Linked DNA regions of Homo sapiens: all the other regions are linked to region 3. Evidence: chromatin contacts called from ENCODE Hi-C or POLR2A ChIA-PET data. All regions are on one chromosome and are shown on one strand. The core of a region is the stretch at or near the end of the contact, and the rest is flanking DNA. Distances in the headings are between cores, read along the strand shown. Region 1 overlaps EXOC3L4 (exocyst complex component 3 like 4). Region 2 holds the start of LINC00677 (long intergenic non-protein coding RNA 677). Region 3 overlaps LOC124903391.

The links. A loop is a pair of places that touch in the nucleus more often than their neighbours do. ChIA-PET counts read pairs that join two places held with the same protein, here RNA polymerase II (POLR2A). Pooled maps may share reads with other maps.
Region 1: a map of PC-9 shows a loop between it and region 3 (4-fold over the local background). The contact joins two enhancer-like sites. A Hi-C loop is called at or near these places in 1 of 168 maps with a recorded cell type or tissue (PC-9) and 1 of 50 pooled maps. POLR2A ChIA-PET finds 5 or more read pairs at or near these places in 5 of 52 experiments (BJ, H1, HepG2 and 2 more).
Region 2: a map of vagina shows a loop between it and region 3 (3-fold over the local background). The contact joins the promoter of LINC00677 here to the enhancer-like site in region 3. A Hi-C loop is called at or near these places in 2 of 168 maps with a recorded cell type or tissue (PC-9 and vagina) and 5 of 50 pooled maps. POLR2A ChIA-PET finds 5 or more read pairs at or near these places in 5 of 52 experiments (BJ, H1, K562 and 2 more).

The regions. Positions count from the first base shown.
Region 1 is chr14:103,104,488-103,107,187 of GRCh38, reverse strand. It overlaps EXOC3L4 (exocyst complex component 3 like 4), which reads right to left. Exons shown (of 12, transcript NM_001077594.2): 6 at 2,350-2,450; 7 at 2,116-2,196; 8 at 289-403. Among named protein-coding and RNA genes, the nearest start is that of EXOC3L4, 11 kb to the right of the region's middle. RefSeq lists a silencer at 1,846-2,005 and an enhancer at 1,880-2,630. Within about 2 kb of position 1,280, at least 2 of the 41 ENCODE cell types and tissues checked have a DNase peak (open chromatin) inside an H3K27ac peak, as active enhancers do.
Region 2 is chr14:103,121,311-103,124,298 of GRCh38, reverse strand. LINC00677 (long intergenic non-protein coding RNA 677) reads left to right here and starts at 1,390. Exons shown (of 2, transcript NR_138038.1): 1 at 1,390-1,690. It overlaps TNFAIP2 (TNF alpha induced protein 2), which reads right to left and starts at 838. Exons shown (of 12, transcript NM_006291.4): 1 at 348-838. RefSeq lists silencers at 547-596, 897-1,176 and enhancers at 841-1,374, 1,375-1,907.
Region 3 is chr14:103,204,285-103,207,328 of GRCh38, reverse strand. It overlaps LOC124903391, which reads left to right. Exons shown (of 2, transcript XM_047432044.1): 1 at 1-381. The coding sequence ends at 238. Among named protein-coding and RNA genes, the nearest start is that of LINC00605, 17 kb to the right of the region's middle. Within about 2 kb of position 1,573, at least 2 of the 41 ENCODE cell types and tissues checked have a DNase peak (open chromatin) inside an H3K27ac peak, as active enhancers do.

The DNA of each region.
Region 1 (2,700 bases), core at 31-2,530, 100 kb after region 3:
AAGCCTTGAGGGACTGGGTGAGGACCCTGGGCCTGGATCCGTGGACCCACCATCCCAGGCTTCGGGGGTGACCACTAAGAGCTGGAGACTGAAGTGAGAAGGCAGGCGTCTCCCAGCCGCCCCTGCTCAGCTGGGACCTCACCTGGGTCCCCTGCCCACTACCCTACACACACACCCATGAGCTCACCCTGGAATAAATGAATGCTGTGACCTGGGCCCCCAGGCTCTAGGAAATAGGGGGTGCCTGCTGGGCATGGGAAGTAGGGAGAGAGGGCCTATCACAGTCACCTGCAACTCACGCTGCAAGCCCTGAAGCAAGTGCTTCTGGAAGCTGCAGGTGGCCGTCACCAGGGGCTTCTCCAGCTCCTCTTGGGTTCCTGGGAACCTGGAGAGAAGACTGGTCCTGGGGAGGGGCCAGGACCAGCGATGAGGTGGGCAAGGGAGACCAGGCTGGGGAATAGAGCCGGGCACACAGCTCCACTCACTTAGACTACAATGTGAAGGGCAGCCCGTGGGGCTCCCCATTGTAGCTGTCTGCGAGCAGAGTCAAGTGGGGGACAGCACAGAAGCCCAGGGAGCCAGTCACAAAGGGGTGGGTCAGGGGTGGCTGACCCGTTCCCCTCTGGCAGCTCTGGGACAGACCTTCCATCCCTCTTGGTGATAAACAGTGCGGCATAGCCATGCCTGGAACATACCCTACCCTGAGCCTTATAACTGCCCCCTGAAGGTGACCATGTCCCTATTTCACTGTTGAGGAAACTGAGGGCCAGGCTATACGCAGTCCCCGCAGCCAGGGACACAGTAGAGCAGGCTGGAGTTCCATCAAGGGTTTGGCCAGAGGCTGCCTACCAAGGGGCAGAGAACGCTCCCTGGAGCTGAAACCCCAGGGTCCCAGCACCAAGGACAAGCCTGGCACAGATTAAGGACGAGAGTGTTGGAGAAGCAGTGCCTGATGGTCATGCTTTGGATTTAGGCAGGCCTAGTTCAAGTCCCAGCTCCACCACTTCCTGGCTACGTGGCCACGGGCAAGTGGCACCTCCTTTCCAGGCCTGTGCTCTGCACCTGTGCGTGGGTATACTGCGCTTGGGATGAGACGTGTCAGGCAGGGAAGGCACCCACAAAGTGCCTGGCACTGAGAAGTGCTCACAAAGAGCCAATGGGAACTGAGTCCCCTGAGGCACAGAGGTCCCACACCACCCCAGGGAGCAGGTGCTCTGATCCTATTTGACAGGTGGCAAAAGAGCCACAGAGGGGAGGTGGCTTGTCCCGGAGCACACAGCCAGCAGGTGGCACAGCTGTTCTTTGAAGTCAGACAAATGAGAAGTACTTCGGGACACTAAAATTTACACACTTTTAAAAAAGGATAAACCCAGATGGGGAGGCTCAGTCTGTGCCTCTGGCGCTGCCGCATCTGCTGAGGCCTGGCCTGGAGCTGAGGGCACGGAAGGCCAACAGCTACTGCCAGCCCACAGGGAGGGCGTCTGCCTTCTGGGGACACAGAGACCCAGACCTCACCCCAGCAAAGCCCAGGGTGCAGGCTGAGGGAGGCTTCCCAGAGAAGGAGGTGTCCCAAGATGGAAGAAATGCTGCCTGGGATGAAGGGAGGGAAAAATGGAGCCCAGGGCAGCAGGCAGGGAGCTGGAACCCCTCGGCCTCTGCTCAGCCTTGAAGAGCCATCCACACTCCCCCAGGGCCCCTGCTCGGATGGACACACACACACAAGACACACGCATCTAGGCTCTGACACACACACACCACTCAGCTCCACCCCTACACGCACATGCATAAACACCTCTTAGCTCCAACACACACACACACACACACACACAGCCCTCAGCTCTGCCAAACACGCACACACACAGCCTCAGCTCTCCACGCATGCACACACAGGCACACACCCTCAGCTCCATCACACACGCACACACACCCCCCAACTCTGCTACACACACACGCACACACACCCCTCAGATCCACCAACACACAGACACAAACACACACACACACTCCTCACCTCTGCCCCCTCCACGCGCGCGCACTCCCCTCCATCCAGGTTCCCGGCGCTCGCGCGCCCCCTGCTGGCCACGCTGCGCCCGCACAGGAGCGGGCGAGCCCTACCTGAGCTCCTCGCAGGCGTTGATGTAGGCGCCCAGGTGCGGCTCGCTCACCGCCTCCGACGCCAGAAAAGCCTTTTCAAACCTGGGGCGGGATACACAGAGCCTTTGGGGACCCTCCCTAGCTGCGCGATGACCCTGGGTCCACCCTCCCAATCAGGTCCCTACGCAGACTCCTCCCTCCCACCTGCAGAGCGCACCCGGCCAGGTCGCTCCCCTACTGAGGATGCGTCCGCACCTGGGCACGAAGAGGCCGAGCGCCCGCGTGCAGATTCGCAGGGTGGTGGCCTCCAGCTCCGCGGAGATGGCGCCGGCCGCCTTCACGTGCTCGGCCACGAGCTGCGAGCGAAGCCCCGCACTGAGCGTGCCTCCCAGCCCCCGACCTGAGGCCGCGGGTCCCCTGGTAGCCCCCGCTGCGCCTCCAGCCCGCCCCGCTGTGCCTGTCAGTCTTGGCCCCTCCAGCTTTCAGCCGCCCAACTGGAGAGTCAACTCCCGCAAACTCCCATCCAGCAGCCTCCCTGCCCGTCGGCGCGCCGGGGGTCCCCGATTTCCCCCCGCGTGGGGCCTCAGGCTCCCATCTAACGGAAGG
Region 2 (2,988 bases), core at 141-2,640, 83 kb after region 3:
TTCCTTCACAAGCCGCCGTTTCCCCGTCTTTGAAAAGGGGATGAGGACCCCCACCCCACAGTGCTGCTGAGGGGATGTGGCCAAACCGCACAGCCAAGTGCTGGGCGCCTAGCTGGGCCTCAGTGGGGGTGAGTCTCCTGTGTCCTGAGTCTGTCCTGCAGGCAGCAGCGAGCCGGTGCAGCCAGAAAGGAAGAAGGGGAGGAGGGGCGTTCCTTTGAGCCTTGCCGCTGGTTGGGCCCACTGAGGCAGGAAGGGGCCTGCTGGGAGGCTCGTAGAGGGGTCACAGCCAGTGGCTCAACAGCGCCCCCCAGCCTCCTGCTGCCCGGCCTCTCCTCAGGTCCACTGACCTGGCTCGCCTTCCCCGTCAGGGCTGATGTCCACACACCTCCCGGGAGCTCGCTGGGCCCGGCTCCTTCAGTCCTGGGCAGGATGTGGAAGGCGCACCCATCCCCCGATGAGGACACCCGGGCACGGGCGAGGAAGTGACTCGGCCTGTGTCGCCCGGCCGGGGAGTCACGCCGGACCTGGGGCCTTTCTGCTGTAATGGAGGGGAGACCCCTGCGCCTGCCCCAGCCCCGCCCTCCCTGCCTCTGGCAGGCCCGGGCCCTCAGCCAGCCTTGGCCCCTCTGCGCCCGGACGCGCGGACGCTGGGCGCGCCAGGGCCTCAGTTTCCCTGGAAGCGTCCAGCCCCCTCCTGTCCCCGCCGCGGCGACAGGCTCTTTCCTCGGGGAATCCGGCCTGGCCTCGGGGTAGGGGCGGGCGAGAAGCCGCGCGGAGCGGCGGGGAATGGACGTGTGGAAGCGGAGGTCACTTACCGTGTCCCGGCCTGGCCGCCACTGTCCTGGCCCGGGTTCCGCAAGGCCTGAAATAGTCGCAGAGTCAGCCCCGCCCCGCCCGCCCCTCCTTCCCCGCCCCGCCGCAACCGCGGAAAACCCGCGGGCGGAGGCCAAGGCCCAGCGCGGCCCGGCTGTGTCCCTGCGTCCCAGGGGCTGGGCGCGCCCGGCCTGCCCAGCGGGGGATGCGGGGCGCTGTCACTTCCTCCCAGCAGCCGGGCAGGGGCGGGGGGCTGGCCGCGCGTCGCATGGTATGTGGAGTTCGGGGGACGGCACGGGGACGACGGGGTTGTCAGGCGCGGAGCCATTGTCCGACGACGGCTCCTGATAGGCCGCCTGGATGGGGCGCGCTTGGCCGCGTTCCCGCGTCACACACCGGCTCCAGCTGCGGGAGAGCCCGTCCCACCCCAACTCCCCAGCCGCCCCTCTGAAGTGTTCCGGTGTCACCGTGGCCACAAGGAGGCAGGGGACGGGGGCTTCCTGAAGGAGGCCCCCTAAGGGGAAGGGGGCTACAAGGCTGGCCAGAGTGCTGGCCGCGCGGCTGTGCACAGGGCCTTGAGCCCCTCCGGTCGTCAAGCCTTGCTTGAAATGCGTAAATGCGGAAAGGTGAAGTGGCTGACCCGGCTCACACCACTTTAAGTAGCGGAGTGGGGTTCCTAGCCAGGCCTATGGGACTCCCACTGGAGCCTTTCCCCCTCTGGGGCTGGGGCTGGACCCACAGGCTGCCGGAGCAGGCAGAAGGGGAGGGGCCCAAGGCCCAGACTCCAGGGCCTCGTCTGGATCATCAACCCGGCTTTGCCCATTCAGCGCAGGCCTCCGTTTCCAGGCCTGTCTCCCCATCCACACCGTCTCTCAGGGTTTGTTTTGGGAGATGTGGGGGTGGGGCATGTGGGGAGGATGGAAAGGGGCTGTGAAGGGAACCCACTGGAGATTCACTTCCTTCCTTATTTCACACTCTAGGCTAGGAATTCCTGCCCTCTGGAAAGGACCCAGACATTTAGGAATTTCCCGCTGGGCAGGGGCTTCCCTCCTGCCTCACTGGGGCCTCTGCTCCTCCCCTCTTTTGTTTGGCCTCTTTCCCCGCCCCCTGATCACTCCGCCACCCCTTCTGCAGCCTAGTAACAGGTCTTCCAGGACCAGGGGGGCCAGCGGAGTGGGGGCGGCTGTGGGTTCAGGTGCCCTGGGAACTGAGAACTTCCTCTTCCAGAGTGCTGGCCAAGCGCCAGGTTTGCACTCGGATTGCCATCCATCATCCTGTCTCTGGGGAACCTGTGGGGGAGCGGATGCGGGAGGCCGCCAGGATGCAGGATGGGGCGTTAAGGCTGCCAACCCCACCCCTTCTCTCCTAGGACTCCAGGGATGACATTTTTCAGATGAGTCCACAGAGCCGCGGTGTCCCGGGGCTGGGAGGGTCCTTCCACCGGCACCGCGCAGATGGAGTTCATCCACACAGGGGCGATGAGGATACGGGCTGAGGGGCCCTGGCCGGTGGCTGCCTTCACGGCTGGCTGCTGTGGCCTCATTGTGCAATCCCCACAAGCCTCTCCTGCCAGACTCTGTTCCCCCACCCCACCCCCTCACCCCCCCTCCCATTCCCAAGCAGATCGGGAAATTGCTCGGGAAGTCTGCATCTGCCAGGAGGGCGTTGTCAGGCCTTAGGCCCCACTGTCCCCTCGAAGGCAGCCCCTGGTCTCCACGGGCTTTGCAGGGCTGAGGCGGGGCTGCCACCCTTGTCCCCCACTGACGGCAGTGGCCCGCCCAGAGCACCGGCTGGGGATTGGGAAACGAGGCTGCTGCCTTGGACTTGTGTCTGCACCAGTCACTTCCCCTCTCTAAGCTCAGGCATGAGGGTCAATGGTAACATACGTGAAGTCCTCAAGACAAGGAAAGTCTTCTGAAAATGGGGCAGCATGGAGGCCCAAGGGATGACAGCCAATGGGGCCCATAGGGCAGGAGCAGTCCTTACCCTCTTCTCGCAGATGCAGAAAGCAGTTCCCAAGAGGCCAGGCACTTCCAGAGGAGCCAAAGGCCAGCCTACGGCTCCTCCCCAGCAGGAAGCCAGCATCACATGCTGGGTGGCGATGTTTGTGACCAGTGGCCAGCGGCTGTCCCATTCCCCAGCTCCCCAGGGCACAGGCCAGGGGCAGTGAGCAGG
Region 3 (3,044 bases), core at 324-2,823:
AGAGGAGGGAGGGGATGGGGGAGGGCAAGAGAGGAGAAAAGAGGAGGAGGGGAGGGGAGGAGAGACGAGGGGTCAGGGCGTGGCGGGGCTGGCGAGTCCTGTGGCGCGGGGGAGGGGCGGGCGTCTCCTGGACTTGCTTCCACCCGGCTTAATCCCGCCCGGGGCGGCTCCAACTCCACTGTCGCGCTGTTCTCGGACCAAACTGAGAGTGGGGCGGCTATTTCTCGGGGCCCAATGACGAGATGCAGATGAACTGAGGAGGAAGAGCGTTTTTATTTTCTGCAACTGGTTACAGGGAGAAAGGCCTGGAAATGATCACCGGACCAACTCAAAATTACAGTTTTCCAGAACTTACATACCTTCTAAGCGGTATGTCTACGTGTAAGTGTGCATGCATCTGAAGACATTAGTGATGAACTTACGGTCATCTGTGAGTCCTGAAGACCTTCCTCTGGAGCCTCAATAAGGTTACTGAATCTAAATGGGTCCAGATGCTGGGGGGATTACCTTTATCTTGTCTCCTGCTAAATCAGGAGGTTTGGGGAGTGCCTTCAGACCCTCAATAAACTTGTTTCTGGAGGCGTGGGGAGCTTCTTCAGACCCACAAAAAAACTCGTTTAACCCTAAAAGGGTCCTGATAAGAATTAATTTGTTATTTTGTCCTGCTTTAAGGCCCAGGGAAGGCCTAGGCAAAACTCTCGGTGGGCTCTTTGTTACTTTCCAGCCTTTGTATAAGGGCACTGGCTCTATCAGCTTTTAATGTTTAATCTAGCTACTCAGTCAGTGCTGGGACAGTTGTAATGGAGGCCTGCGTTAGTGAGACCTGGCCTGCCACACTGCCACCGAGACAGGGATCCCGGGAGTCTAGGCCTGGCACGCTCCAAGTCCCTTACCTCCTGCACTCCTCTTGTCTGGGCCCTGCCTTTGCTCCTGGGGGTCCTGGTGCCGGGTCAGCCCCGCCAGCTCCTGGTCCCAGGCCTGGCTCAAGGGTGGCCCAGGGAACTGCCAGGCCTGCTTGGCCTGTCACCCATACTGGGCCTGACCACCAGCTGGGTCCCTAGATCAGGCTGTGGCTCTGCTCCCCCTTCCAAAGGGAGCCCTTTCTGTCTTTGGACCAGAAGGTAACCTGATCTCTTCTTGGCCAACCTGAGAAATGCTGGAATTTCTCCATTTCAGATCCAGCCTCCAGGCCTTGCTCAAGGTCAGGCTTGGCTGGGTTGCTGGGGCCTCTCCAGGCAGGGAGGCCCCCAGGCTCAAGGGCAGGTGAAGGGGACACCTGCCAGGGAACTTCAGACTGAGGTCCTAAGTGACGGGTACTCCCCTCCCTGTCCCCCTGGAGTCGCTCATACCCAGGCCTTCACTCTAGCTCCCTCCAGCCCCCGGGGCACTTTATAAAATGTAAATCACCCATCCCTCCTCCACTTAAGCCCTCTCTACTTGATAAAGTCATGACTTCACACCATGGCCTAAGAGCAGAGTGATGACAAAACTCACCATCCAAACCTGGTCACCTTCGGAAGTGAGAGAGTGCCCATTCACGTGACAGTGGGCATGAACCTGGGAAGCCGGGCAAAGCCAGCTTGGGGCCACCCTACTTAAAAAGAAGGTCCTCAGGTTCTGGCCTCCCCACCCCCTTCCTCCCATGGGCCTTCATCTTTCTCACTTCACAGATTTTTTTTTTTTTTTTTTTTTGGACAGGGCCTTGCTGTGTCACCCAGGCTGGAGTGCAGTGGTGTGATCATAGCTCACTGTGAGGCAGGAAATTAAGGAAAGAAAGAATAATAAAATTTTAAAAAGAGAAAAATAAGCTTTCTATATTAGGCTGACTCATCCCAAAGGCAGTAACAGACAAAGCCCAGACCCAGACGAAGTCTTGATAACATCATCAAAGAAGCAGAGGCTCAAAGGAGTGTGCTCTGGAGACTCTCCCAGCACTCCCTCAACATAAGGATAAGAAAAAGTTCCCCCTCGAACCCCAACCCCCTCCATGTGATTGTACCTTGCTCTGCAAGTTTTATGAATTTATAGATTCTTGTTTTCTGTAACTAGAAACTTCAAGTATTCTGTTTTATCTAAGCAGCACAGTGAAGGTTATACAACATGCCTGAGCAGGCCTGGGCTGCGGCCTTCTGGGCCCCATAGCGAAGGTTATGAGATAAGCCTGTGCAAGGCTCTTTTAAGCAAGCCTAGATAACAGCCATCTGGACTGCATAGCAAGAATTACATGTAACCCTGGGTTATGCACCTGTCACAATTTGATTAACTGCCTATGTTCTGTCTCTGTATCCTTGCTTTCATGCCACTGTAAGCTTGTTTCAAACTAGCCCACTCCCGTTCAAAGGTGTGTATATGAGTCAAGTGCTGTCTTTGTTCTGGGCCCAGTTTTTGGATGTTAATCCACTGGGTCTGAGTGCACTCAATAAAATTCTCATGTCCCACCTACCTGTCTCTCCAGTCTCCTGATTCCCACAACAACCGCAGCCTGTAGCTGGGACTACAGCTACATTCTTTAAATTTTGTAGAGATGGGGTCTTGCTATGTTGCTCATGCTGGTCTCCTACTTCTAGCCTCAAGTGATACTCCCACCTCAGCCTTCCAAAGTGCTGTGATTACAGGCGTGAGCCACCATGCTGGGGCACTTCACCCAGCCTTCTTGCTAGTTCTTGATTTCAAGGGTGAAGGGGCAGGTTGTGGGACAGTGGGGGCTGGGCCACAAGTTCTGGGGTTGTCTTCCAGAGTGAACTCTGCCACCCTCTGCCTGGTGCTGAATCAGATGCCTCAGGACTTCAGGGGACCTCCCTGCCTGAGCTGAGAGTGGGGCTGTCACACTTTCCCTCTCCCTGTGCATGGGGTATCACTGAACTTTCCTCAGTCCAACACAACTCTCAAGGGGCAGGGCCCCAATACTAGCTGAGCTTGAACTTCCTGCCTCCCCAAAGAGTGGTGCTTGTGGCTGTTGCAGAATGTACTTTTCTATAAATAATGCATAGAACATCCTCAATATGGAATCTCGATTATACTGTCAGCTGAAGGATGATGAAGAA